Linked DNA regions of Mus musculus: region 1 is linked to region 2. Evidence: chromatin loops called from intact Hi-C (ENCODE). Cell type or tissue: heart. All regions are shown on one strand. Each heading gives the region's core, and the rest is flanking DNA. Links, peaks and the distances in the headings are about the cores only. Region 1 has its middle 31 kb from the start of Gm35228. Region 2 holds the start of Gm35400 (a long non-coding RNA gene).

The links. Hi-C counts contacts between places; a loop is a spot of excess contacts. Peaks named below come from ENCODE experiments on the same cell type or tissue, not always from the same donor. Only the 100,000 strongest peaks of a DNase experiment are listed, where the experiment ranks them.
Region 1: it touches region 2 in a loop (3-fold over the local background); 2 of 42 quality-filtered maps call a loop at or near these places.

The regions. Positions count from the first base shown.
Region 1 is chr17:65,062,346-65,078,109 of GRCm38, reverse strand. No RefSeq gene overlaps it. Among named protein-coding and RNA genes, the nearest start is that of Gm35228, 31 kb to the left of the region's middle. In heart, for the core only: a CTCF peak has its summit at 6,797; no DNase peak of the experiment used is centred there.
Region 2 is chr17:65,551,103-65,566,866 of GRCm38, reverse strand. It overlaps Gm35400 (a long non-coding RNA gene), which reads left to right and starts at 6,829. Exons shown (of 4, transcript XR_385703.3): 1 at 6,829-7,860; 2 at 7,956-9,211; 3 at 9,413-9,485; 4 at 10,404-10,727. It also overlaps the pseudogene Gm49866. In heart, for the core only: CTCF peaks have their summits at 3,905 (motif pointing right), 7,373 (motif pointing right) and 8,461 (motif pointing left); DNase peaks (open chromatin) are centred at 8,386 and 9,826; H3K4me3 peaks cover 538 bases.

The sequences.
Region 1 (15,764 bases), core at 3,004-11,003, 490 kb after region 2:
TAAAGTCTGGAAGCTACTTTTTTAATCAAAGCAAGTGAGATGACTAAATACAGACCTTTAACTTGCTACTTTTTGTTTATCAAAATATAGCACATAGGAAGTGAAAGTGGGAGCTAGCTGCAAGGTCCTACAAAAGTACGAATCCCACCATGAGGCGCATGCCTGTCACACCAGCACCTGGGAGACGGAAGCAGCATTAAGAGTCTGGAAATCTCTGGTGATAAATGTCACCCAACAAGCCCATGCCACCTAACCCTTGCAGAACAGCCTCCCCACACAGAACCAAGCATTCAAGTGTATGAGCCCACGTGAGCCGTGCTCATTCAAACCACCACATGATTCATTAAGGCCCTTCTCTGAATGATTAGATAAAAGCAGGTGGGTGCATGTTACAGTAATATAGTCCTGTTATTATAGGTTGATGAATAAAATAGTTCAGCCTCCACAAAAAAAAGAAAGAAAGAAAGAAAGAAAGAGAGAAAGAATGAAAGAATGAAAGAAAGAAAGAAAGAAAGAAAGAAAGAAAGAAAGAAAGAAAGAAAAGAAAAGAAAAAAGAGAAGAAGGGTTCAACCCCAGGCTCACCTACATAGCAAGTTCTAGACCAGACTGAATTGCATAATGAGTCCTCATCTCAAATAGACAAAAAAGCAAAACACGGTAACTGCAACACAGACATAAGAAAATGTCAGCGTGGCTTTTAAAATGACCAAAGATTGGACATAGGGGCCTGGCCAATGGGACAGCTTAGGGGAAATAGTTCTTGACACCACAGTGGCACGAGAGAACCAGTTCTCACCGGTCCTCTGACCTCCGTGTATACGCATAGTGGTATCCTTAGATCATCAATCCCTCACAGCCATACAAATACACACATAACAAAAAATGAGTACACGTGCAAGCTCTGACTGCTAGTTGAAGTATTTATTAGCTAATAGAAACTGAAAGCCAGGGACCAACCACGTGTGTCAACGAAGCAGGGGGTGATAGGCCACGGAAGAACTGCAGTGTACAGCGTTAGTAAGCATCACAGCTCCACAGCCCCAATGGGGGAGCAACCTCAGGCGCAAAATGTTGATTTAAAAAAGCAAGCTTTAGGAGAAACCACATCTACAAAACATCTTGTATGAATTTTAAATGCTATATTCTCTCAGATACATGTTTAAAATGCATTACAACTAAAAAAAAAAAAAGCAAGCCAAGGAAAATATAAAAACTAAATGAATACCTGGTACAAGAAGTATGGTACCTGTTTCCTAAAGTTGTACAGGCCGGAATTTCTTTCCCCCTGACTATCTTACCTCTGGTCTGTTACATGCTGACAGGATCCAGTGACATTGAGAAAAGAAAAGAATGAAAAGAACAGCAACAACAACAAAAGCCAAACAAACAAAACACCCAGACCCACTGAAACCTGCAACGAAAATCACTGCAAGTCCTGAGATGTCAGAGTTTAAGTGTCCCTGTGATGACTGTTTCCCCAGATGAACAAATACACAGTCAGTGCAGGGTTCTTTCTGTTTGTCCTATTTTGTGATGGGATTCTTAACTCTGTTTTGAGTACATCTCCGTGGCTTAAAATATCTTACCTTCAGGCTTACACTCTGGTTGGGGAACCAGACTGTTGACCCGAAGATAGAGGGATGGATCTTTCTGAATAGGTCCCCCGCTGGGTGGGAATTATATCGGAAAATGAAATCGACCACACTTAGATAGCCTTTCGATGAGAAACGGCCTCCGAGCCCGAGGGTCATTAGACCCATCAGGGAAAAAGCTAAGTGTGGAATCATATGAAGCTAGAAAAATAAAGCAGTCCTTAGACAATAACAGATCAAATGTTCACCCTCAGGTAGTGGCACGAAGTAAGGTAGCAAATCCAGAGAAACATTTACTGATCTCCCGCTGGAGAGCCCACCCCCGCAGCCTGGCCTATGGGCGAGAGCCGTGTGCAGTCATTTTCTCCAACTGCTTCCGTCCCCACCCGACAGACGCAGCTTCGCCACCGACCTTTGATTTATACCTACAGCATTTTTCCTCTCTGCTGGCGGCATCCTTATTCTTTGCTTTTTTTTTTTTTTTTTTAAATAGAGAGTGCTTTCAAATAACTTTAACAATATTTGCCTTTCACAGTCTGAAGTCTCTTCTTATTTTTTTTTTTCTTCTCTTTCTTTCCTCTCTTTGTGGAATCCTTTTCAATCTCTCCTGGCTTGAGTTATTTCTCAGTGTTGGCTGACCGTCTACTGGGTAGACCCACATGTTTCTCTGGAGTCTCAATGTGTTAACCGTTCTTAAACACAAACACACAGATGCGCCTCCCTTCTCTTCCAGTATGGTGTCAGTGCTCCAGTCTTAAAGACTTTCATGCTTTCTCCTTAGCTCCTATATTTTTAAAGATTAAAAAATAGATCTTTTTTTTAACGTAATATGAAATTGATTTTTGCTTAAAGAATGTTAGGATATATTCAGGTCCAGAATTAATAGAGAGATATGAAATATTTAAAGTGCTTCATTTAATTTTAAAGGCTCTTTTCACAGATGCATCAAAATGCTAAATATATGCCCTACCTTATACCAGACTGCTTGACCAAAATTATCCCAACAACTATATACAGCAGAGTATCTTCTGGAAAGTAATGATCAGGTAGGTTTTCTATTTTCACCCATGTCATAGCCTTGGGTCAAGTGACATCTAGTCAGTATACTCTGCTTCTTCAACTGTATTAAAGTATATTAGAAATTGGAACATCTATTGATCAATATGAGAAATAAAATAGAGACTTTATCATATAGGATTCAGCTGCTGCCAATTTTAGAACAAAGCTTGTATGGATATTTGAGGAACAGGAAGTGTGAGCACCATCTATGGTTCATAACCATCCATGTGTCGCTTTCCTGCTGCCTATGTTTCAGGCACTTCCTATGCTGCTGTCTCCCTCTACTGATAGTTTCCTTGTTTGTGTGTGTGTGTGTGTGGGTGGGGGGGGTGAGGAGGAGATGTCACTGTTTTTTCCAGGGCTCCATGTGATCTGGCCCAAGCCAATCAGAACATGTCTCAGATGCAGTGACATGTGATCTGGCCCAAGCCAATCAGAACACTCCTCAGATGCAGCGAGGAAAAGAGGAGATGATGTTATCAGCTACGATGAGAAAAATAGTTGGCATTTCCTAGAACTTCCATTGGAGCACCGTGTGCCTCTGTGATGGTTAATCATGGAGATCAAACTGACTGAAGTGAGCGATGCCTTCAAGCTTAGGAAAGCCACCTCTAGTACCTCTAGTACCGGTGAGCATTTCCACCGGGGAACAGATCACGAAAGGTCTGACATAATCGACGGTTCATAACTAGCGTAGACAGACAGATGGCTGTCTCAGTAAGGACAGCAGGCCAAACGGGGCACCAGGGCCAGTTTTGAAAATCTTGCCTTGCCCTGGCTCTTTGCTAACTTTACTCCCTTCTGCCTTGAGTTGAAGAGCTCCGCTCCCATGATTCCTCCTCACCATGGTGGATGGAAACCTATGAATCCATGACTAAAATGCATCTTTTCTATGTTTTTAAATTAAAATATAATTAAACAATTTTCCCTTCCCTTCCCCCCTCCGACTCCCTGTTGCTCTCTCAAATCTATGGCCGCTATTTCTTTTTTCTTTTTTCAATTTTTTATTAGGTATTTTCTTCATTTACATTTCAAATGCTATCCCGAAAGTCCCATATACCCTCCCCCTGCCCTGATCCCATACCCACCCTCTCCCACTTCTTGGCCCTGGTGTTCCCCTGTACTGGGGCATATAAAGTTGGCAAGACCAAGGGACCTCTCTTCCCAATGATGGCTGACTAGGTCATCTTCTGCTACATATGCAGCTAGAGACATGAGCTCTGGGAGTACTGGTTAGTTCATATTGTTGTTCCACATATAGGGTTGCAGATCCCTTTAGCTCCTTGGGTACTTTCTCTAGCTCCTCCATTGGGGGCCCTGTGTTCCATCCAATAGCTGACTGTAAGCATCCACTTCTGTGTTTGCCAGGCACTGGCATAGCCTCACAAGAGACAGCTATATCAGGGTCCGTTCAGCAAAATCTTACTGGCATATGCAATAGTGTCTGCGTTTGGTGGCTGATTATGGATGGACCCCCGGGTGGGACTGTCTCTGGATGGTTATGGCCTCTATGTCTTTCATTGTTTTTACAAATATCACAACAGCTGGGACTGGAAGGTATCAAGCTCATTTTTGACTCGGCATTTGTACCCACATTCTTGCTTCAGGCAATCTTTTTGTAGAGAATCTTCAAGGATGCTTCCTATATAGACACTGCTTTAAAAATTACCTTTCAAAAAGCCATACTCCCAGCCACTCTGTCTAAAGAATTCACCAAATCACTAATTTTCCGTCATAACTCTAGAGTTGATGTTTGTAAGTACCTACTTTCAAAACGGTGTCTCCATTTTATAGATAAAGATAACACTCATTATTTCAATGAATAAAATATCAAGGCCTCAAGAAATGATACTGGAGACAAAAAATTCAAACAAGCAACCTGGTGGACTAGCCAAAGAGTTGCAGTAAGTGGCATTCACAGGTTAGCGGTAACCAGTAGCTATCTAGTTGGACTTGGGGTCTGCACATCAGGAGAGAAATAATCCATGACACTGAAAAGCAAGCCAGCTTTCTAGAGCTAGTGATGTCACAAATTCTAGAAAAGGACCTACTACTGCCACTTTGTTGGACCAGCATAATTCCTTAGGACATTCTAAATTTTATCCTTATACCCGCAGAGAAGTATAGCTACCACCCACCATCAGAGACGCCTCTCCTTGTAGTAAATGGAGACCATCACAGAAAACCACAACTGGACACAATATAGAGATCAACTGTCCATGGGCAGCCCAGCTATAATAAATAAGTCTAGTTCACAGTTCCGGCATCTAAGACCAAGACTGTCATGGAATGGGATGTGGAATGATTGTAAGAGCCGGAACACTAGCAAGCCTATGGTAGAAATGACTCTCTGAGAAGTGGCCGCATGGGTGAGATCAGAACAATGGCAGTATCAATGGATATCTGACGTGAGAGGGGACATGAGGTCTCTTCCATAGACTAATGACTGTTGGGAGAGGGAGAAATAGCCTCTCCCAGGGCTGAGGCCCCATACTGGTTGTTCAATACAGAGAGGTGAGTAATATATACTCCACTGAGTTGTTGTTGGGTTAGAGAAGACATTGTGTTAAGTGGTGAGGACCGTCCCTGACATACAAATTGCTCCCATATACTGGATGACTACAGCTGTCATAATGATTACAAGGTTTGAAGTGGTACACTGCACGCTCATTACGGGATATCTGGTTGCAAATATCAGCTGTTAGGAATCTTGAGATAATTGTGGCAGAACACTCTCTGAGTATATTTTGCAACTCTATGACCCTCCTGAAATAGCTTGTGGTATTATGGAAGGCTCACTATCAGGTGATACTAGAATTTTTTCTGTACCCTTGAAGCCATACATACAAACAACAAAAATGGATTTAGCATATTATACTTATTTGAGCATACATACATCATACATGTATATGTATATTCATACATACATACACACATCAATGATAATCAAAGACAAATAGGCTATTAACTTGAGAGTTGAGGGGGAAGACATGGAGTGGTGGGAGACAGGGTACTTGGAAAGAACTAGAAGGAGGAAAGGGAGAGGGAAATAATGTAATTCTATTTCATCTAAAAATGTATTAGAAAATAAAAACAATAAGACAAAACAAGACATGAATGAGATTGAAATATTGAAGTAGGAAGTTTCGTCTTCATCCAAATTTAGGTCAGACCTTTATTTAGCCCTCAATTATTAAGACTGTTTACTTGAAGTTAAACACTTTATGCTGGGCATGGTGTCAAACCGCTTTAGTCATAGTGCTTGGGAGGCAAAGGCAGGTGGGTCTCTGTGAGTTGGAGGATGGACAGGTCCACAGAACGAACTCCAGAACAACCAGCAAGACATAGTAAGACCCTGTCTCCAGAATAAATAAATAAATAAATAACTTCATCTGGCAAAATAGTAATGTGGACAAGGTATTTCAAATAATAAAGTTTAATTTCTGAAAGACTGAAATGTTGCCCCCCCCCCCCCAGCATGCAGCATAAGGCCAAAGTTTAAGATATCAGAGAACAGGGTGTTAAAACTGGTCTACATAAGAGGATCATATAATGAAGGAATAAGACAGGATTGTAGATTTGTGGATGACACAGGAAACAGCATGGTGATAACTAGAGAATAAAAATAGAAATAAAAAATGTCATCAGTGTAAGACTTGTTTTTCCATGAAAGAAGTCCATTTCTTCTTAAAAAGCAAAGCTTCTTTAAAAACAAAACAAGTTATTTTGAGGTCAGGTCATAGATAAAGTATGAGTTCAAATACTTTTAACCTAATAAGATTTGAATTTAAGTAGTAATTTCATCAAATAGAAGAGTGACTCTTACTGTGAACTCTCAGGGAGGGAAGGTAGCATGGGAAGAGGTGTGATTGCAGATCTGAGTGCCAACCAGTTAACCCTGTCGGTGCCAAAGGAACCTTCTCCAAGCCTTTAGTATTTACTTCATGGCATATTTTAAAACAATTGCTTATTTCCCCACTGGAAAAAAATTAGTAATAGGTAGCTCCGAGATGGCTGGACATACTGAAGAAACAGAGAACTGAAGCAGTTAGGAAGTAGATGTGAGAGGTTCGGACTGGAGCAGTAACTTGGAAGGCAAGGATTTGATTGTAAGGAGTCCCTCAGGGTCTCATTCCACTCTTGCACTCCACCTGGTGGAGGTTTCTGGGAACTTTAGGAGGCAGAGTCCTGATGATTTGCAGAAGGTGGGACTTTGCTGAAGGTTATATGTTGTGCTTTGTATGAGAATGGCCCCCATAGGCTAATATGGCTGAATACTTCGTCCCCAGTGAGTGGAACTGTTTTGGGAAGGGTTAAAAGGTATGGTCTTGTTGGAGAAGGTGTGTCACTGTGGGTGGGCTTGGAGATGAAACACAAGCTGTAGATTACATGGGAGAGGAGGCTGCTCGTTCCACAAGGGACAATAAGTAGAAAGTATGGGAAACACTAGGCCATGTGTGTCTTAGTTACTGTGCTATGGCTGTGAAGAGGCACCATGACCGAGGCAACTGTTAAAAAAGAAAGCATTTAACTGGGGCTTGCTTATACTTTTAGAGGGTTGGTCCAGGATCATCATGGCGGGGAGCTTGGGAGAGGAGGCTGCTATATTAGAAGAGAAAATGGGAAAGTGCCTCGAACACATCCAGGGAAAATTTTCTGAACAGAACACCAATGGTCCAGGCTCCTAGATCCACTATAGACAAATGGGATCTCATAAAATTGGAAAGCTTCTGTAAGGCAAAGGACAAAACGGCAACCTTCAGATTGGGAAAAGACCTTTACCAACCCTACATCCTATAGAAGACTAATATCCAAAAAATGGGGTACAAAGCTAAACAACGAATTCTCAACTGAGGAATCTCGAATGGTTGAGAAAAACCTAAAGAAATGTTCAAAATTCTTAGTCGTCAGAGAAATGCAAATCAAAACAACCCTGAGATTGCACCTCACAGCAGTCAGAATGGCTAAGATCAAAAACTCAGGTGACAGCAGATGCTGGCTAGGATGTGGAGAAAAAGGGGCACTCTTCCATTCCTGGTAGGATTGCCAATTGGTACAACCACTATGAAAATCAGTGTGGCTGTTCCTCAGAAAATTAGACATTGTGTTACCTTTGAGGTAATTAATACATATTAGCCTATGGGGGCCATTGTATTACCATTGAGGACCCAGCTATACCACTCCTGAGTATATACTCAAAAGATGCTCCAACATGTAATAAGGACACATGCTCCACTATGTTCACAGCAGCCTTATTTATAGTAGCCAGAATCTAGAAATAACCCAGATGTCCCTCAACAGAGGAATGGATACAGAAAATGTAGTATTCACCTATTAAAAACAATGAATTCATGAAATTCTTAGGCAAATGGATGGAGCTAGAAAGTATCCTGAATGAGGTAACATAGTCACAAAAGAACACACAGGGTATGTACTCACTGATAAGTGGATATTAGGGAAAAAAAACCTTGGAATACCCATGATACAACTTATAGACCATATGAAGCACAAGAAGGAAGACCAAAGTGTGGATGCTTCAGTCTTATAGAAGGGTGGACAAAATAATCATAGGAGGTAGATGTGGGAGGGGCTTGGGAGGAAGAGTGGAGGAGAGGAAAAAAGGGGGGGATCAGGTGTGGGAGGAGACTGAGGACATGTACAGAGGGTTAGGAAATTGAACAGAGGTGTATAGCAATGGGGGATGAGGAACTGGGGGTAGCCAACAGAAAGTCCCAGATAGCAGGAAAGCAAGAGGTTCCCAGGACCTAATGGGGAAAAGATTAGCTGAAATACCCAACAAAGAGGAGAGAGAACCTATGAAGACCATATCCAGAGGTTAGGCACAGATCCTAGTTGAGGGATAGGGCTACCCACCTTTCTTAAAATTTTAACCCAGGATTGCTCCTGTCAAAAGGAAATACAGGGACAAAGAATGGGGCAGAGATTGAAGGAAAGGCCACCCAGAGACTGTCCCACCTGGGGATTATCCCATATGCAGCTACCAAACCCAGTCACTGTTGCTGATGGCAAGAAGTGTTTGCTGACAGGAGCCTGATATGGGACATCTCTGGTTCTTCCAGAGCCTTACTGACACAGATGTGGATGCTTACAGCCAATCATCTGACAGAGCAAGGGGACCCCAGTGGAGGAGTTAGGAAGGATTGCAGGAGCTGAAGGAGTTTGAAACCCTATAGGAAGAACAACAATATCAACCAATCAGACCCTTCCCCTCACCCCCAGAGCTCCTAGGGACTAAAACACCAACCAAAGAGTACACATGGAGGAACCCATGGCTACAGCTGAATTTGTAGTAGAGGATGACCTTATCTGGCATCAATGGGAGGAGAGGACCTTGGTCCTGTGAAGGCTTGGTACCCCAGCATAGGGGAATGCTATGGTGGTAAGGCAAGAGTAGGTAGGTGAGTGGGGGAGCACCCTCATAGAAGGAGGGGAGAGGGGTGGGATAGAGGGTTTGCAGAGGGGAAACCTGGGAGGGGGATAACATTTGAAATGTAAAAAAATAAAATAAATAAATAAAACTTGGCTTTATACAAAATCTGATTTCCATGGGGGTAGTTTTAAAATGAGGAGCATATGTAACAATTTGGGCTTTTCTATGGCCACCTGGATAATGACACAGATGCTTATATTTATTAATGGGTGTATATAGGCCTTAGTCTAGGCTTGCTCCCCAATGATCTCATTTATTCAACCCCACTGATACTCTTCTATGTCTGCTGTGTGGCTGGTTACTCCTCCTTAATTTCCTACACCCAACGTCCTCCTAGGTGGTGAATCTCCCACACCTGACTCCTTCCTAGAATTCTTTTTTTTTTGGGAGGTCCCACCTTACTATTCTGCTTTTGGCTACAAGCCACAGCCTTTTTATTTTAACCAGCCAGAAGGTGGTGGAGAACATTGTTTACAAAATACCAAGGCAGGGGATTCTGATTAACAATACCAAAATCTGGCCTGCAATCATATCTCTGCCAGTTCAGAAATCAGCATCTGAATAATATAAGGATAATCTTTACACAGTGCACAAAGTCGTTACTCCAACAAACCTATGTCTATCTTCCAGGTGAATGTAGGCAACACTGTGCTGGAGGTAAGCTGAGGGTTCCCCTAAGGTCTCTGCTCACTCTTATTGTTGAAGTTCAAAGCAGTTATATTCTCAGGAATATGAGCAAGGGTTCAGTCCTTTGATCAAATACATTTGTAGCAATCCACACAAACCAGGGATTTTTCAAACTCTTCAGGTGGAAAGACAAACAGCAGCCTGGGGAAGAGACTTGTGGCAATACCAAGCTCCCCTGTGCTTGGCTTTGGGTCTGAGTAACATAAAGCTGATGATGCCTACTAGTTAGTACCTTTTCATTCCTCTCTTCTTACATTTTTAGTTTATTGTAATGAATAGTAATGACTATGTGTGAGAATGTAACAAGTACAGCAATATCCCATATGATTCCAACTTCTCTGTCTGTCTCTGTCTCTGTCTCTGTCTCTTTTCTCTTGCTAACTCACCTGGTGAAACTCAGAAAGTACAGCTGGAGTCCTTCAGGTCTTTTAAAACATCAACTGGAGGTCTAAACTCAAAGCAATGTGTCCCTCTACACAACCTGAAACCTAAAAGTTTCTCAAGGCTCTTCTGTGAATTAAATGGCCAAGTTTCAAACACACACACACACACACACATGCACAAACACACACATGGCATTTGAATGAAGTTCAGGGCAGCTGAGCAGAAAAATAATAAATTTAGCAAAAGAAGGGCAAATTAACTCAGTAAAAAAAGCAGGTAATCAAACACAAGAGGGAGCAGACAATGGATTGTGGTCGTGCAGAGCTTCCTGGGCCTCTGAGGGAGTGAGAGTTGCTGAAGGTCTGGGAATAGCCTGACTTTTCAAGAGTCCAAGAAGCCAATATCAAAGCACCATGGGGCCCAGACATGACTTGTGCGGTTTTCCTACTAGCCCTTTTCTAGGGACACCTTAAAACCTTCTGATCCACCTTAAACCCACTTTCCTTTGCAAATCTGTGTTCCCATGACTTCCTCATGACTTTTGCTCTTGAATTTGCCCCAGGCTTGGGCCAGAGATTCAAACTTGCTATTTCTTTTAATTTGTACAAGAACATTCTATACCAACTCCTGAGTCTCTTGACAATACTGTTCCCATCAGCACTTAGGGTATAGACAGGACAGATTATAAATGGTACATGTCACTGTCACAACACCCACTCCTTTTTGGACATGAGGTATGCTCTCATAAACAATACAATTCTGTCCCCAGTGCCAAATTACCTTTAATTATTTTCTGAGCAGAGAATGCTAGAGTACTAGACCATGTCGTCTGTGTCTCCTCTCTAACACTCACTCTGATGGCAAGCACAGCATTTCAAGATGCACAGTGGATGAATAGCTTATAGAATTGGTCAAGTGGGAGGAAGAGATGCCTGCTTCCCTTAGCGGCTTAGGGCCCCCAATAACACTAGAGATCAGAGAGGATAGAAAATACCAGAGTGGCCACACAGAACTGAGCCGGGATTCAGGTGTGTGGTTTTCATTTTCCTTTCTGACTTCCATTATGATCTCACCCCTTTCCTGTAAGAACCTCTTCTCCCATTCCACCTTCATTCTCTTGGGACTCCACCAAATTCTAACGAAGGGTCAGCCTTCCTTCTTCCTGTGGAGTCTCTCAGCCCTCCCCTCTAGGCCATTCCTATTCCTTTGTGCCAGTCTCCAGTACCTAGAATCACTCTGTACCTGGTACCCCCAGTAGCCACCCAGAGCTGGGAATCAGGTAGGTGATTCACACCCTAGTCCCTGTTCTTCGTTAAGATCTCTCGGTTCACACTCAGCCCTGTAGCAGTCTGTTTGCTGGTGCCCTGCCTTTGCCCCCAATTTCATTCACTGGTGACTCCAACTCTTGGAATAAACCTACCGACCTCCCAACCCCTTTATCCATGACCCTCCAGATTATTCTTTGTCTTGAAGCAGCTGATTCGAAGGAATACCTTCTCCAACCATATCTCTAATTTTCTAAGGATCACTTCAGCCCTTTCAAAGAGCCTCTCAGAATTCTGTCCCCTCCCACCAATCTCCAGTCCTCTCTGTCACGGACCAACCTGAAAGGGAACTCTCTACACAACAGAAGAAAAATCCACCAAGAGGGTACTGCAATTCTAAGTATTTATACACCAAACACTAGGGCAGAGCAAGTTCATAAAAGAAGTACTACCAATGCTAAAATTACATGTTGACCTCACACACTGAGTGGGAGACTTTAATATTCCATTCTAACTAATAGACAGGCCATCTAGACATAAACTAAATAGAAAAATGCTGGAATTAAATAACGTCACAAATCGAATGGATCTAATCGGTATTTACAGGACATTTCACCTAAACACAAAAGAATATACCTCCTTCTCAGCACCTCATGGAATTTTCTCCAAAACTAATCACATACTTGTGCAAAAAATAATTTTAAAGCCATTTTTCCTTCTGGCCCCTTCATTCTCATCAATGATGATTCTGAGACTAATTAGTTATTATTAAATGCACAGGTTATAAGCTTTGGCTCATTCCTGGCCAGCTCATAACTTATTTAACCCATTTAAACTATTCTATGTCTACCACATGGTTAGTTTCCTTTCCTTCTGTCCTGGCCACTTCTTCCTTCGATTCTCCTCAGCATTTCTCTGCTGGCTTACATCCACCTTCTCAGTCTGTCTCCTGTCTCAGCTCTCAGCTCTTCCTAGGTCTCTATTTTATCTCTTACTATTTCCCAGAATCCTCTCTCCTCCTGCCAGTGTACCACCTCCTATTTACTGTCTCCTCTCATTGGCCATTGGCTTTTTAATTGACAGGTGATGTTTATTAGAGATTCTCTATACATACTTGAACAAAAAACAAGTGTCAACAGAGAAAAGAAAATCAAAATACCACTCTGCATTCTATGTGACCATTATGAATTAAAGCTGGATACCAACAATAGAAACAACAAAAATCTTACAAGCTCATGGAAACGGAATGCTCACTACTGAATGAAAAGTGGGTCAGAAATCAAGAAGGAAATTAAAAAAAAAAACTTTAGAATTGAATGAAAATGAAAACACAACATACTTGAACTTAGGGGACACAATGAAGTCCGTTCTAAGAAACTAGTTGGAAGCTAATATTAGCAACTTAATAGCACACCTGGAGGCTCTAGAGCAGAAAGAAGAAATAACACCTCAAAAGAGAGGACGCTGAGAAATAGTCAAACTCAAGAATGAAATCAGTAATTCAAAAAATGAATCAACGAAACAGAGACTTTATCTCAGAAACATCACAAGATTATAAACCCTTAACCAGTTTAAAATTTAAGTCAATGACAGAAGTAGAAGATCCAAATTAGTAAAATATGGGTGAAAATGGGGTTGGAGGAGTCACAAGTCTAAGGAATAATAAAGACATACCTTATAAAAATCTGTAGTCCATCAAAATGAAAAATCTAAAACAGATAGATACAGCTTTGATATATATATATATATATATATATATATATATATATATATATATATGATCCACTTAAACTAAATCAAACCCAGATAAGCAATGTAAACCCATATTCAACATCAACCTAACTGGAGAGAAACTCAGAGCAAGTAACCAAGAACAAGCTAATGACGTCCACTCTTCCCATACCTATTTGATAGAGTACTTGAAGTCTTGGCTGGAGCAATAAGACAACAGAAGGAGATTGAGTAAGAATGCAGATAGGGAAGAAAGAAGTCAAAGTATCTTTATTGGCAGATGATGTGATTTTCTATATGAAAGACCCGAAAAACTCTAACCAGAAAGCTTCTTCTGCTGAAGAACACTTTCATGAAGGTAGCAGCAGGACACAACATTAACACAAAACCATTAGTCTTTCTACATGCATGTGGGCTGGAAATGAAACCGAAGAAACCAGTGAAGTAGTACCTTTCACAACAGCCTGGAGTTACCAGCAAGTGGAAGACTTGTATAGTAAGAAGTTTAAGACGTTGAAGAAGACATCAGAAGAAAAGATCTGCAGAGTCCATATAGTGGATTCATATAGCAAGAATGCCATTCTATCAAAGCAGTCTACATATTAAATTCAATTCCCATTAAAATTCCAACACAAAAAGTAACACAGTAATTCTTCACAAAAATTGAAAGAACAATTTTCAGCTTTGTATGAAAACACAAAACTCAGGATAGCTAGAAACAATCCTAGTCAACAAAAGTAGTGCTAGAGGTATCACACTACCCTCAATTTAAGGCTGTACTACAGAGCTATACTAATACAAACAGCATGGTGTTGGTATAACACCAGACACCTTGATTAATGGAACTGAACTGAATTTGATATATAACTCCATACACCTATGGGCATTTAGGTTTTGACAAGTAAGTCAGACACAGCATCTTCCAAAATGTATGATGGGCCATCTGGATGGCTACATGTACAAAAATTCAAATAGATTTATAACCTTGTAAAAAACTCAGCTCCAAGTGGATTAAGGACCTCAACATAAGATGAGATACCCTGAATCTGATAAAAGAGAAAGTGAGAAATAGTCTTGAACTCATAGGCACTGGAAAAGACTCTCTGAATTGAACGCCATTAACAAAGGCACTAAGACCAACAGCTGAAAAGCTTCTGTATAGCAAAGTACATTCTCATGAGGCAAAGTGGCAGCCTACAGAGTAGGAAGATATTTTTACAAATTGAGAGTTAATATTTAAAATATACAAAGACCTAAAAAAAAAAAACCAACTAGATATCAAGAAAACAAACAACCCAGTTGAAAACTGGCTACAGATCTAGAACAGAGTTCTCAAATAATGATGTACAACTGACTGAGAAACACTTAAAGAGATGTTTAATATCCTTAGTCGTTATAGAAATGCAAATCAAAACTACTTTAGATTTCATCTTTCAACACTCAGGAGAGTCAAGATCAATTAAAAAATATGACAACTAATGCTGGCAAGGATATGGGGAAAGGCGAGCACTTGTTCATTGATACTGGCAATGAAAACTTGTACAGCCATCTTGGAAATCAGTCTGGTGATTCCTCCGGAGGCCTGGGATAGATTTACATCAAAGATCCACTCTTGGGCAAAATACCCATCCAAAGGGCAACATCCTACTCCAGAGACTTTTGCTCAACCTTGTTCATTGCTACTTTACTCATAATAGCCAGAAATTCCAGTTTAGATGCCCACCAACAGGCGAATGGATAATCAAAATGTGAATCATTCCACTGTTAAAAATAAATTCTAATAAGCACATTTTAAATACTGACCAGAAAAAATCTTTTGCTGAGTGTCCAAACATATTGATCATAGCCCAAATATAGAGGTTGCAATGCTGTCAAACTTGTGGCCTGGTAAAACTGGTTTTCAATATTCCTGTGGAGCTTCAGTAGACTTACTCGGTAAGCCGACACATTGGATAATTAACGTATGACAAATCAGGTCCCATCTGAAGTTCCACTTCCAAGGCAATGGCATCAGGCACCCCAGTTTTATTGAATACAACAGTTGTTTCTATGACTGTTGGAATCCTTGAAGCGGAGCCACATTTTCAGACGGTTGACCTTTCCTAAAATAAGGTATTGAGTTATGTCATTAAATGTGCTCCTGTGCCAGAATATTATTAGTCTATAAGGAATTTAGAAGGATTAGGTGCCAAAATACCCAGCACAATACTTGTATATTTTTAGCATCATACAAAAACAAAATTGTAGGAACTAAGAACTCTCTAGACCATCCATGGTGTATTCCTTCAGTCATTTCAAACACTGCAGGGCCTCTCTCATTTTCTGCCTGCTCACTCTGTTTACATCACCCACCTTACACCAGAATACATCAGGTTTGCTTAGCCATCCCCCTCCCTTTAAAAAAAAAAAAAACTAAGTCTTGCACTGATTATTTAATGCCTTTGTCTCATTTTGTTCTGTTTTGGGAAACCTCTGTTTGAAAATCAACTTTGTTACAGAAGCACATATCTTCAACAATGTCTCCAGACAAAAAGCCTAACAGTTAATTTAATGTTTGCACTCAAAAGTGCAACCTAACAGGGAGGGCCTGAAAA
Region 2 (15,764 bases), core at 3,830-11,829:
CTAGACTATTCTTAGGACTGATTTTAGATCACAGTAGATCAGAGGGCTTCTTTATTTTGTTCAGAGTGCACTCAGGCATTCCAATTTTCATTCCATCCATGGAAAATCCTTACAATGGCCTGCAAAGCTTCCTTGTCTGGCCCCTTCCCTCCACCTTGCTGCTTACTGGAGTCTCACGGGATGGTTGGCATAGATCTGCCTCAGGGCCAGAATGTAGATGGTACATGCTGAAACTTTGTTTCAGGTACAATTTCTGTATCCTTTTATCTCAGCTCTAGGAACAATCTCTGTAACTTCTTTTTGGCTTTCCTTCCCCCCAGTCCTCCTTTCTATTTTTATCTATTTATTTATTTTTTTGTTTTTTGAGACAGGGTTTCTCTGTGTAGCCCTGGCTGTCCTGGAACTCACTTTGTAGACCAGGTTGGCCTCGAACTCAGAAATCTGCCTGCCTCTGCCTCCCGAGTGCTGGGATTAAAGGCGTGCGCCACCACGCCAGGCCCAGTCCTCTCTTTGTAGCGAGAACAGCCTTTGTCTGGTTCTGATGCTCAGATTCAGTTCATTGCCATTCCTTGTTATCCCTCTGGAGCCAGGAGCTCAGTTCCAGAACCACAGGACATCAGGTTCTCTTAGGCAATGGGAAATCAAGGCTGGGAACACATCCCCTTTGACTGTAGCTAAGGGATGTTTTGGTGGGGCATTCTAGCTGAACACAGATGTAGGTGACCAGACACTTGGCTCGGCTCTTACTGATTGTTGGGTCCTGAGTTCTGTGCCTTTCTGGAAAGGCACTGCTATGCCCTCTAGTCAATCTAAACAAAACAAAACAAAACAAAACAAACCCATCCTCTAGAGCAACCCTTAGGCTTTGGGAGGGAAAGAGAGGGCCACAGGGAACTGAAGGCAGAGAGTAGGGACAACCTGAGTGGAGAAAGAGTTCACTTAGGGACTTGGTGGTGATAGTACCCAAGGGTCCTTCTGTCCCTACAGGGACTTGTTTAAGAAACACGAGGAGTGGGAAGGAAGCAAGATCCTTTCTTCAGTTAGTTCAGTTGTTAGAGAGCAGGCAGCAGGGTCTGGGATGGGGAGAAACCGCTCTCCAGGGAAGTCCTGAGAGCATCTCCATGTCTCAGGCAGTGCCCTCCAAACCTCAGGTTCTGTGTTGGAAGTTTGATGGAGCAGAGCTGGGGCAGTAGAGCAAATGGCTTGGCTCTGCAGGGTGAGTGGGGAAGCACACGCGTGCTCCCTGCTTTGAGCACCCAAGGCAACTGAGGCGCTGGCTGGCAGAACCCAGCTGCTATGTGTGTGAGGGTAGAGCTTTGTGAAAAGGAGCCAGATAGATCTCGTTCCATCCACCTGCAGCCCCAGCTTCAGTTAGCACCACTGGCTCAGAGTAATGCAGTCATGATATCAATGTTACCAGTGCAGAAATGAGGCTTTTGTTCATAACTTTGAAGTATTGGTCCTGAGAAGGGCTCTCCCCTCACAGTGACCCTCCTGATGGGCACCGGATGGGGGCATTTCTGAAATGCACGTCCTGTTTGCTGGGCCAATCAGCACACCGAGTGTGCGTCTGACCACTCCTCTCTGTCCACAAACTGTTCGCTGTTGACCTAAGTCAAATTTCCTTATAAAATGATTGTTAACTGAACCACATATTTTATGTAGTCAGGATCACAACCATTATGGAGTTCTGGTATGTTTGGAAATTCTTTTTATACCTTCTAAATCTATGTCAGTAGAGTTTTCCTCCTTCTCTGAGAGGACACATTCCAAGATCCCTAAGGGACATCTACAACCTCAGATACTACCAAATGTAATGTGTTTTCTTATGACAATGGTTAATGTGTAAATTAGGCACAGTAGGAGATTAAGAAAAATGGTCTGGAGAGATGGCTCAGCAGTTAGGAGCACTGACCGCTCTTCCAGAGGTCCTGAGTTCAATTTCCGGCAACCACATGGTGGCTCACAACCGTTTGTAATGGGATCCGATGCTTTCTTCTGGTGTGTCTGAAGATAGCTACAACATACTCATATAAATAAAATAAATTAATAATCTTTGGACAAAAAAGAATAACTAAAAGTAAGTAGTAGTTTTAACAACCTAACAATGCACTATAATAATTGTGTGGATGTGGTACGGGTCCCTCAAAATACCTTGTTCCACTTTTCACCTTTTCCCTTAAAGGGGATTGATTATTTTGTAGCCTTTAAAAGGACATCTAACTTGCCAGCATTGCTATTTGAGCTGTGAGACCATTAGCAAGTAAAGATTACTTGAACATAGGCACTGGGATACTGGGATGTAAGGTTTGATAACTGAAACAGCTACCAAGTGACGTCAGAAGCATATGCTCTGTGGACACATGTAGAGAGAATAACTTGTATATTGTATGGATGCATCACCTGTCAATTAAAAAACCCGTGGCCTATAGGAAAGGGTAGAATAGAAGGTGGAACATCCGGGAGGCAGAGAGAATTCTGGGATGTGAGGAAGCACATGCGTGTTCCCTGCTTTGAGCACCCAAGGCAACTGAGGCACTGGCTGGCAGAACCAGATGCTATGTGTGTGAGGGTAGAGCTTTGTGAAAAGGAGCCAGATAGATCTCCTTCTAGCCAGGCACAGGGTATCACGTGGGAAGAGGAGAGGAGACAGAGGTAGCACAGGTAACCAGCTATATGGCAGAATGTAGACTAGAATAAATGGGGTAACTTATGATCTAGTCAGAGAAAAGGCTAGCAACATGGCCAAGGTATTTTTAAACATATTCCAAGTCTGAGTCTTATTTCTGGGAGGAAGAATGGAGACATAACTTCTACAGACAGGTATTTTGGACATATGCACTGTAGGCACACATTTTACAGAAGGGTGACTCATAGCTTGGGTTGTGTTTACCGCTCTAGAGTTGGTGGAACCTAGGAGAATGGGGTTCATAAACGAGGTGGACTGAAGTCTCCTGCAATAGCCAGCTTTATTCAGAGCACCGGGCAGTTAATCCTCTGAGGGTTAAGAAGAGTCATCTGACTAAACTGTACAGTCACAGCGGCAAGTCACACATGGCAAAAACAAGTTTTTTTTCAAGAGACACATAAACACGTAACAATAGCCAGTTGTAATGAATAAAGTAAACTTACTATATTCCGATGGGCAAACCTGGGAGGGGCTCAAAAGCACAACCCAAGAACAACTCCTTGCTTTTGAAGAAACTGAGGTCACACGACTCTTGTCTTGTTTTCTTGGAGTTTTCTCACAAGCACTCAGAATTCCCCTGGCATGACTTCATTCGTGCACTGTGTTCTGGCAGGGTGGGACAGTGGAGCGTCACCAGACTCCATCCTGCCACTTGGAATGGGGCGTCTATGTCCCATCTGCCTGCCTCCAGACATGGTGCTGTGCACATTTGTGCTGCTAACCTGTTGTCAACTGCAATTGCTGGCTAAGGGGAGAAAAACGCTTGGATAATGTTTTTTTTTTTTTAAAAATAACAGTAAATATTTAAAACACAAATTATTTGTTTCTAGAAATTTCTATTTAGCATTCCCAGAATGTCATTGGCTGTGACTGATGGTTTAGGCAGAAGACATTACTGTAACTATATTTGGTTGTCTGGCCCCCAGAGTCTTGCTAATTTTAGGCAAATGGCATTGCTAAATTTAAAGTATCCCCAGGAGGTAGTGGCATGCCTTCATCCAATGACTCCTTGTTATGTTTTAGGTCAGAGTCAGGTTTGTGGAATTTTCTGTAAGGACAGTAAAGGTTTGGTGCTCAAAGACAACACCAATACCCCGCCCTCCAGGGCGTCTCATTTTTACCTGGTGTTAAACTATGTGAAACTAAAACACACAGTTTTCATTTTTTTCTACTTAAGGCAAAGCCACCCAAACCAACTGTTGTAAAACTTGGTCCTGCCACTAGATGGCACTATGATCCTATTTCTCGAAGCCAAACGAATTCCAGGGCTGCTTAAATTTTTTCCCTTTTGCCTGAGAAATCTCTACAGAAATCTTTACCTCCATAATACCAAGTATTTCCTGATAAGTCATAAGACATTTATGTTAACAATTCTTTGATATATATAATCGTATCATTTACTACAGAGGAAAGCAAATTTGCACATCAGTGGGAGGGGTGTGCTTGTTTATTTTTACAGCATACTCAAGTCTTGGCAGGATATTTGATACTGCAGGGTGTGGGGCATTGTCACACTTTTCAGAATTTATTGGTGTTTTGACTTTATAATCCACCTCGAGTTGCCACTTTATATAAAAGTGTAGTGCAAATGGGAGAACTATGCTTAAGAACTGCAACTTCTGCTCCAATCACAACTAAAATTCATTTGACAACCGTTTAAACATGAAACTCAACACAGCACCTCAGTACACACACACACACACACTCACACACACACACTCACACACACACACACTCACACACACACACACACACTCACACACACACACTCACACACACACACACTCACACACACACACACACTCACACACACACACTCACACACACACACACTCTCACACACACACACTCACACACTCACACACACACTCACACACACACACTCACACACACACACTCTCACACACACACTCACACACACACTCACACACACTCACACACACACTCACACACACACACACACTCACACACACACACTCACACACACTCACACACACACACACTCACACACACACACACTCACACACACACACTCACACACACACACTCACACACACACACTCACACACACACTCACACACACACACACTCACACACACACTCACACACACACACTCACACACACACTCACACACACTCACACACACACACACTCTCACACACACACTCACACACACACTCACACACACACTCACACACACACTCACACACACACTCACACACACACTCACACACACACACACTCACACACAGAGCATCATGGGGCTACTGGAAGTTGGGATGGTGTGGAAGCCCGTTCTCTTCTTCCACTGTGTGGGTTCTGGAGACTGAGCGCATGTTGTTTTGGTAAAATGTCTTTACCTGGCATCTTGCCAGCCCTCAAACAGCAATTTTAAAAACCAAATGTTCTGCTCTAATAGTCAAACGCTATACTCATTTGATACTTACAGGATAAGGAACAATGGCAGTGAGATACTAAAGTTTCCTGTGATTAAGTGATTATGTTTGTAGAAGAGCAGGATGTTTGTATGGATAGTAAAATGCCACCATAGCACACGGGAGTCTTGAAGTGAACCCAGGTGTCCCAGCTGTGTTGTGGGCTGTGGCTGTGGCTGAGGCAGTAGCTGTGGCTGAGGGAGTGGCTGTGGCAGTGGCTGTGGTGGTGGCTGTGACAGTGTTTATGGTGCCAAGCAAGCTGTTGGTTCAGAGGTGACGTTGGCAAGCGCTGCCAGGGCTGCTCAGGTTCCTTACAATCTCCATTATGAATGAATGATTATCAATATGTGATAGGAACCCTTTCACAACACCTGTGCTAGTTCTGTGACTCCATGTGGAGCTGTGACTCATAGTTGTTGTTTTAAAGATTTACTTATTTTGTTACATGAGCACACTGTCGCTGTCTTCAGACACACCAGAAGAGGGCATCAGATCCCATTACATATGGTTGTGAGCCACCATGTGGTTGCTGGGAATTGAACTCAGGACCTCTTGAATAGCAGTCAGTGCTCTTAACTGCAGAGCCATCTCTCCAGCTCGTGACCCACAGTTTATGAAGCTGTGCTAATGTGCAAATTCTTTAAAAACAACCTATATCTCTGTGATAGTTTGTATATGCTTGGCCCAGGGAGTGGCGCTATTAGGAGGTGTGGCCTTGTTAGAATAGGTGTGTCACTGTGGGCACGGGCTTAAGACCCTCTAGCTGCCTGGAAGTCAGTATTCTGCTAGCAGCCTTCAGATGAAGATGTAGACCTCTCAGCTCTTCCCGTGTCCATGCCTCCTGGGTTCCGCCATGCTCCCACCTTGATGATAATGAACTGAACCTCTGAACCTGTAAGCCAGCCCCAATTAAATGTTATAAGACTTACCTTAGTTGCTAGAGAGTTCAACTGCATGCTTAAGAGATGCCGCTGAAGGGGAAAACTGGTTCTGGAGAAGGAGGGGAAGGAGGTGCAGCCTCTGGGAGTGACAGTGCTGACAAGAAGTCTCAGGGTCCTGAAGGCGGTGGCAATGCAGTAAAGGTCAGACACACTCTATGTGAAAACCATGGGGGAATCATGGAAGCCATGGAAAAGTTAAAGTCTGGGATGAGAGTCAGTGAAGTGGCCACACAAAATAGTGAAGATAAACCCAGACAGGGGGTGACTCTGGTTGGATGACCAGAGGCTCCATGGTGGGGTCATTTCAGGAAGCAGCGTTTGCCTTGCCTACAAATGGGATGGATAACCCTGTAGTAACAGACCCACCTGTTAAGACAAAATTTGGATATCATATTATTATGGTTGAAGGGAGAAAATAAAATCACACGAAACACTGGAAAAAAAAAAGATTGCCTTAGTCATGGTTTCTGATCACAGCAGTCTCAAATATAATCAAAAGCGTAGTTTCCACCTCAAGCTGTATTCAGGCTGAAGGGGACGTTCCTCTCGATTGTAAGGATCGAAATGTCCACCCCACCCTGCTTCATGTATTAGCTAGTCAAAGTAAAGTTTGTTTTTCTAACATAAAATTGGGCTAATTGTAGTGATAATGCAGGCAAATCCTTTTGATGAAATGATACAATATAATATCATTAATATAATTACTGACATTTATTTTGTTATAAGCATTAATTTTTCATAATGCTTTATAATTACACAGGGCATTATGTGTTCATATTTCCTTGGTCTTTCTCCCAGATGTTGAATAATTGGTTCAATTGAGATGGTGAAATTCTCGATTTACATTTATTCTTTACCCCAGATCAACGTGTATATATTGATCACTAGTTACTAAATGGAAGCTCTGGCCAAGGGACAACAAGGTTTGGATGGGGGCTTATGGATAATAAACAATTTAAGAAGGAAAACACCTACAGTTCATATTGATAAAACATTCTGTATAATTGCCTTTGAATATTCTGTTTAGAACACTAATGAGAGTAACCTCATTAGCTATTAATTTGGAAGCACAATTTGGCACCCAATATTCTGTGGCAGGTTGGCGTGCTCCGTTGGCTTTGCCCTTATTTGTTGGGAAAGGCTCTTGCCTCCTGTGCACTGTGGCATATCCTATGAACCACACTACCCGGCAGCCAAAGGGTGATCAATTTGGACCAAAGTTGTGATTTTTGAGTGTCTAAATGGTACCTGATAAAAAGCCATTGGGGTCAGGTGGTGGCTATGGGGTGAGCGAAGGGTGTGGGCCTGCGTTAGTAAGTTACCACTAGGTGGCAGGCCAGGTAGGCATCAGACAGAGGGGGTGTCCCCTGGTGGAGACTAGATAGAGGGCTGTCTGCAAAGTCTACTCCCTCGATATGGCAGGAACTCTGCACCAGTGTGTGTGTGTGTGTGTGTGTGTGTGTGTGTGTGTGTGTGTGTGTGTGTCTATTGCAAGGGGAAAGGCGAATGGAAGAATGAGTGCCCAAACCCCAAACAAAAAGAGGTCCCTAGCATAGCTGCAATGAAACTGAAGCCCCCACGAGGGCTGAGGCTGTCACCTGGGAGACAGGTCAGACCGAGCACCGCCAGGTTCGGTCACAATTGGCCCTAGGAGCCCATCGTCAAAATAGATGCTGGGCCCAAGCAAAGATGGACTTCATCTTTGACACAGGAGCAGCCATCTCCATGGTAACCCCTCCCACAGGGAAGCTCACCAAAGACGCATCGACATTGTTGGAGCCTCCAGGCCAGTAGGTAATACTGATTCTGTGAACCATGGGATTGCTCTGTGGGAGACCACTCAATAAAACTAACTACCCCCCTTTGGGACCCCGTCTTCTCTCCTTCAGATGGTGCATGGACTAGGAGAAAGCCAATTACTGTCAGTCCTTCAGCCATCACAGAGAAACGCAGCGGCACTGAGCCCTGTCCCAGGAAATTTGCAACAATTGGCATGCATAGCATATGGATGAGTCCCCTGGAAGGAACATCACTGTGGGGGAAAATACCGGTCCTTCTTAAGAAGCTGTGACCGTGTGGACTTAACTTTGCCAGGGGCATAGGACAGTGCACCCGCGGAAGGACAAGGGGTCTCCTTGTCAGGGACTAGCCCGGAAGCGGGACAAGAGATACTCTGAAACTAAAGATAACAAAGTTAGAACAGGGGTGGTCCTGGTATCTTTGGGTTGGGATGTGTGAAGGCAGGGATGAAACAGACGGATGGACCCTCAAATGGTTAGAGCTTCCGCCAGTGCCTCTATGCCTGAGAGCGAGGTCAATTGGCTCCACCCATGAGCCTCTGCTCCATCCTGAGAAAAAACCAGATTTATCCAGATTTGACTCTGGCGCCCTCTAGTGAAAACGCTTCAACTTGCAAGTGGCTTGGTGGAGTTAGAACTGGGAAAACGGTTGGTTGCTAGATCTGTGTGAAGACCAGCCAGGCAACTTAACCCGTGCTGGGGTCACTAGCCCAACTCTAGAAAGCCAAACAGTCTTGGACAGCCCTGCTGACTCCCGCCTGACGGGTCCACATGTCCAGGCAGGGGAAGCAGGGGAAAGCTGCACCTTGGTGACTTGAACCAAGGCCTAAATGGCACATGCTTCGATTGTGCAGATGGAACCTGTTACCCAGTGGGGGATGGCAGGATGGTATTCCTGACTCCAGACCTAGATATTCTCCTTGTACCAGAGGTAGACCAATATTAAGGCCCTCATCACCGGAAAGAGAGGAATCCCATCTTACTCTCAACGTTATTGGAGATGCCCCTCAATGGCGCTGCTGTCACAGGAGCAACTAAGCTCAGGATCCAACAGGTCGGGCATAGCCAGCTGTCCAATCAAATCGAAGAGGGCCTCAGGCTAGGCCAGCAGAGTTACAGTCGCCTTGCAGAACTAGACAGAAGCCTTACGAAATCATAGCTGAAAGGTGACATAGGTGTGTCTTCAGAGGAAAAGATTGCTGTTTCTGCACAAACCACTTAGGGATCGTAGAGAAAATACCACATGGCTGGTGGAAAGCAAGGTCGGAGACTCGACAAAAGGACCTTCCTGGGGTGGTGACACCTGGACCTCCGGGAGCCCATGGCTGCTTCTGCCTCGCCCCTGGGTATGATCCTCCTGGCTGTCCTGTTGGGTCCATGCCTAACTTTTGTCACCAGAAACAGGAGAGCAACAGATAGACTCCATGCCCTCCACCGGCATCAGAGGTGCCTTGAGAAGGGTCACAAGGGATTCTGACAAAGGAGAGGAGAGAATGGGGTGGAGAGTCCTCAAACTGCCATGTGTTAAAACAACGGAAATTCCCCAGGGCTCGAGTTCCACTGAGATGTCCCCTCCTGCTTGTGGTTATCTCCAGAAACAGAAGGCACGGAGGAGGTGTGGTAAGTGACTTTTCACACTGCCCTGCCACCCCTGAACGGACATGTTGGCTTGCTTCCATACTCCCACCTAATAAAGGATATTGGACCCAAGACTTGGGGCTGACACCACTACAGTGTGGTTTGGGGACCAGTGTAGTGAACTCTCCTTTCCCCAATGGAACACGGCTATGGCTTGGTGACTCAGTTTCCTAGAAATTTCTGCCACAATAACACCATCTGTCTTAGTTACAGTTTCTGTTGTGGTGATAAAATACGTTGACAAAAGCAACTCAAGGAATGCGGGGTTTATTCTGGCTCAAAGTTCCAGCGACCAGCTCCTCGTGGAAGTCCCAGGGGGGCGGGAACTTGCAGCTGCTGGCCCTGTTACACCCACAGTCAGGGAGCAGGAACCCCGGCTGCTCAGCTTGGTTTCTTTTCATTCAAGACTCCAGCCCTGAGAGTGTTATCTCCCAATTAGGCCAGGCTTCCCTACCTTAGCCAACCTACTCCATCGAATCCCTTGTAGGCACGCCCATAGCCTTTCGTGATTCTAGGTCCTGTCAAGTTGACAACCAACGTTATTGCTTTGTTACATTAAAAAAAAAAAAAGATCGATTTATTTTTAATGAGTACACTGTTGCTGTCTTCAGACACACCAGATCCCGTTACAGATGATTGTGAGCCTCCATGTGGTTGCTGGGAATTGAACTCAGGACCTCTGGAAGAGCAGTCAGTGTTCTTAACCTCTGAGCCACCTCTCCAGCCTGCTTTGTTACATTTTGAACATCAGCATTTGCTTTGCTCCCAGGCCTCATCTCCTGTGTCTCTGGAGGTGGTGGAGTTTTATAAATTGTTAATCTGCCTGGAGTGGATGCCCTGGTCCGTAGTGTAGAAGACTGGGTGTGAGAACTTCTCATGTTCTTTCCCTCTGCCCTACAGATGCTTCGTGCACCATTTCAAGATTCGAGGCAAACTTGGAGGTCTGGCTTTGTGGGAGTGAGGAATATAATAAACCTATGAGCTTTGGGGGTTGTCTCACACCACGGTGTGGTCTCTTGTGACTAGGGATCACTGGGAAATACTGAGTGAAGACATGGAGACCCCTGTACCCCTTTCTTTCTGTCGTGGTTTCCACTGAAGCAGACACACATCATGTTTAAACAAATGGGCACACCTGTGTTCCAATAAATCTTATCAACAAAACTTGGCAGCAAGTGTGGCTTGTACTGTAGTTGGCTAATCTTCGCTCTAGACTAATACTTTGCTCCCTCAGACTTTCTTACAAATATTCCAAATAACGAAACCTGAAAGGCATTTCAAGTAAGAACAGAAATGTGCAAGACTGTCTGCTCTCACTCCTCAACACAGCGTTTAAGACCCTCCAGGAACTGCTGTCTTCTAGTTTTGGATAATTGTCTGCAGCTCCATCATCTTCAGCATACCCTGGTCTAGGTTACCCAGGAAAGTAAGAGACCCTGGGTTTTGAGTTCATTTTGGATCCCAAAATTACTGATGTTTTGTAAGATGTGGACTGGGGACTTGGCTCTGGTAAAGAGAGGAGCTGTTGGTCTCTCTGCCCTCTGGGTGACTGGGTGAGCAATCTTGTCAGGGAGTAACTCCGGTCCAGCAGGTGGGCACAATTGAGATGGAGTTTTAGCTCTTCGAAGCCAGAAGATGGGAAGGTCATCTTGAAGGGAAGTTCCATGGACATAGGAAGCAAACAATATAAAAATAGCTTCAGCAAGTCCCTGAAACTGACCAGGTTCACCAAGTTCCTCCTTCTCCAAGCGTAGGTAAATGGTAAAGCCTGCTGCCAGTCACTGCCAGATGAGTCAAGCTGCAAAGGTTGAGGTATGCCCAGCCCCCTGGAGGAAGCTCAGACCCACTGAACCTCCTGGAAAGACTGCACACTGACCTGCTGAGCTGCCTGCCGGCTGTGCAGTGTGTTCCAGGACCGCAGCTGGTAAGCTCGTCTCCTGGGCTGGGTGGGTAGGTATGGGTTGTGTCTCCCCAGGCAAAACCTGTCACGCAACAAGAAGTCATTCCTGGATTTTATCTTTCCCTTGAAAGTTCAAAAATTTAAAAAGTTCAAATGTCGGCCTGGGGAGATGGCTCAGTGGTTAGGGGCACTGACTGCTCTTCTAAAGGTCTTGAGTTCAGTTCCCAGCAACCACATGGTGGCTCACAACCATCTGTAATGGGATCCAATGTCCACTTCTGGTGTGTCTGAAGATAGCTACAGTGTGCTCATATAAATAAAATAAATAAATCTTTAAAAAATTTCAAAATGTTAATACATTGCAGATTTAAATTTCTCTTTTTTTTTGGTAAACACCATTGAAAAATTAATATTCAAAATTTTCTCCTTTTCAAATTCCTTTACAAAGGACTTAAATGGGCACAGTCTTAGGTTCTTTGCTGTGAAAAGACACCATGACCTTCCTTTTGTATATTTAATAAACAATCAGCATTTATTTCATGCCAACAACAGCTCTAAGCATTGGGACATCATGACAGTGCTACAGTTACGTACCCATTTTGCAGGTGGAAAGACAGAGGTGCAGTTAAGTAACTTATCTATGGTTCCACAGCCCAGTGGAGTAAGAAGTATGATGTTTAGGAGTTGCTGGCTCTGGCCTTTGCTCCATGCTATTCATAAAGCAAACCATGTGGCCAGCTGAGATGTAAGAGGTGTGTGTGTGTGTGTGTGTGTGTGTGTTAACTCCATCTCTCTCTAGGAAGACCTGTGTAGTCACACTGGGAAGGGCAGGGATGAAGGCCTGGAGAAGTATGATGGTTCAGGAATCATCCAGCACACAGGGAGCATAGTGTTTGAAGTTGTTGCTGCTAAGTTTCATCTCAGTGTCAGTGGATATTTGCTGCTGAAGGAATGGGGTGTGGCTAGGCAGGGGAACACCAGGTGTTTAGGAAAAGGCCCCATCGTGGGTACCATTGTCAGACTTCCCACAGAATAAAACCACCCAAGAGGATAGACTCTGTGGAAATGTTCACAAACGTCGAAGACTAAGAAGGCATTATGGCTCATTTCTTGGCTTCTAGTGTTTTTAAAGAGGAGAGTAAAGGAATCCTTTTAGTTACTGGTTAAATGAGAGAGCAAGGAGGGGGCCAGCCAGAAGAGGTGCAGGGTCTTCTGATAGGGGACTGTTAGCCACCACATGGGCGCTGGGAATCAAACCCGGTCCTCTGCAAGAGCAGCCAGCGAGGGAGTGCCTCTCACCACTGAGTTCTCTCTCCTCCACCAGTGTCAGAGGGTTTATTTCACTTATGGTTCCTAGACTTTTTACAGACATGTAAAAGCATGCACAGGTCTAACGCGGGCACACACACACACACACACACACACACACGTGCGCACACACACGCACATAAAACTGTCCAAAAGGCTAAAGAAGGGTAATAGGAGAGGTGAAAAAAGGAGAGTAATAATGTCAGCAAGGAGAATGTTTGTTCCCAACATACAGTGCATAGTTATATGAAAACTACACATGCATACACATGTGCATGTGCACACACGGCCACACACACATGCACATGCATACACGTAGGCACACACATCCACACAGGCACGCACATACATCCACCCAGGCACACACACACACAAGCACACACATGAACACATGTATATGCAGGCACACACATGCACACACATGTACACATACATACACACATGTGTAGTAGCAGTAAGATTGTTAATCAGATGAAAGAACTTGGTGCACACGTCTGATGACCTGAGTTTAACCTCTGGGAGACGTGGTGGAAACCAAGACCTGAAATTTGTGGCACACAGTAAAAAATAAAAAATTGCAAATAGGCATTTGTCGGTGGAGGCACAAACGCCAGGAATTGGAGATAACCCTAACAACAGCCATTTGCCTCCAGAAGCCCAGATCCCAGCCTGGGATAGGCTACTACATTCTATTAGAGTGTGGCAGACTATAAACTTGATTTTTTAAAAGTGTGGGTATGGCAGAGGTCACAACAAATATTGGGTTAAATAATATCAAATTTCTGCTTCGTTAGTCTAATAATCTCTCTATATTCATGGAAACCAACCGTAAACATGGATCATTAAAAAAATTGTAAGTGGGGTAATTTGGTCAATAATTTAAAATGGATTTCATATTGCTCCAGGAAAAGGAAACCTATAGGCGGGGAGTGGGTAGCTGGGAGTGTCCTTGAGGTCTTCCTTGGCTTCCCTGGCTGTTTTCTCCTCTCTTGCTGAGCCTCTCTGCCTTGGCATGAACTTCTTTGCTCTGCCCCACTCTGCCCTGAACACCACAATGCACTAGAACTTCATAAACCACAAGCCTGAGTAAACTCTGGTTGCAGAGACAAAAACCCAACAGCAACGTAAACGGACCTCAAAGCACCAAATTGTTTATCTTGAACAAGATGGAAATTAGGCTGGGGAGGCAGGTCTGTTAATATATTGCTCGCTGCGTGAGTACCAGTGTTTATTTTCTAGAGGACGTGAGGCCTGGAGGAATGGATCCAATAAATGAGATAGACTAATGTCTCTCGGAGTAGCCAGCTTTATTCGGAGTTTCAGACTATTTGTACTCTTGAGGGTTAAGAGGAGTCACATGAGTGATTCACACAGGAGTCACATGCGTACACTCACAAGGACCAGCTGCATCTGGCAAAAACATGTTTTTCTAATGAGGCACATAAACAAATGACAGTAGCCAGTTGTAAGAAATAATCGGAAGTACACTCACTCCTATCCGCTGTACCTGGGAGGGGCAGGGAAACGCATGCTAAGATCAATTCTGTGTTCGGAAGAAAACTAGGTCACAAGACTCTTTCTTGGCGTTTTGTTTTGGTTTTTCACAAGCACTTAGAATTCTCCTCACAAGAGTGCACTCTTGGACTATGTTCATGCTCCGCAGCAAGATGGCACACCCTTGCAATCAAACCCTGGGGGAATGGAGACAGGCAGATCCTTGGAACATGGAAGTTGGCTTGCCTAAACTAAATTTCAAGCCCCAGCCCAGTGATATGTTCTCGGCTCATAAAACAGCGTAGAGGACACCTGAATAGAGGCACCTGAGGTTGACCTCTGTCCTCAGCGTGTATGGGTACACAGATGCACCCGCTCACACACGAACACTCTTGTACACACAGAAAACAAGGAGAAAACAAGTAATTTCTGCCTCCTAATTACATTCAAGCTGTAACTGCAAAGTATACTTCGGTACATTGATCCGTGCTCTGACAATGATCTCAAAGATGACGGGGATCAGGGCTGTGGCTGAAGATCTGGGTGAAGGCTTTGTGTGGGGCACTCCAAGGACATTTGCCACCAAAAGCAGCACTGATTGAGTCTTCTCCCTGGCAACAAAGTACTTCTTATCCAAACACTTTACAAGATACTAGAACATCTTGGACTCCGGGCCAATCAGCAGATTCCTAACACAATCCTCTCTTTCATTCCACACACACTCCCTAAGCCTGTTCTTGTAGGAACCATTAAAAAAAATAATAAAAAAAAAAAAAAAGGCCGAAGGCTCGGTGTGGTGGCACACACCTTTACCTCCAGCCCTGGGGAGGTAGAAGCAGGTGGGTCTATGGGAGTTTGAAGCCAGCCTATATAGCAGGTTCTAGGGCAACCAGGGCGATGTAGAGAGACCCTGTCTCAAAAAACAAAGCAACAAGTGGGAGGCTCGTGGGGCTGGAGAAAAGGCTCAGAAGTTAAGAACATGTGCTGCTCTGGTTAAGAACCCTAGTTTGGTTCCTCACATCCATGTCAGGAGGCTCACAACAGCCTGTAATTCAAGTTCTAGGGGGATCTGAAGTCTCCAGCCTCCTCAGGCATGTGCACACACACACACACACACACACACACACACACACACACACCCCTCACCACCACCATCATCACCACCAATGGAAGAGCTGTGGTGGAAGAAGAGCAGCGTTGTTGGCCTGGTAGGGAGTTCCTGGTAGCTTTGGCCCTGGGGCAGGCTCTCCACTTTGTGGCCATAGTTGGGGGCCATGGAAGAAAAGTATTCTCTCTGTCCCACCAACAAGAAAAGCCTGGCCTTTTAGGATTCTGCCTCAGATTGTGTGGAGTGCTGGAGGAGATGAGGATCGTGCACTCAATGAGTAATTGAGGAAGATACAAAACAGCACACACACACACACACACAAGCACACACACACAAGTACACACAAGAGCACACACACAAGCACACACGAGTATATACACAAGTACACACACAAGTATACACACACAAGAGCACACACACAAACACACACACAAGCACACACAAGTATATA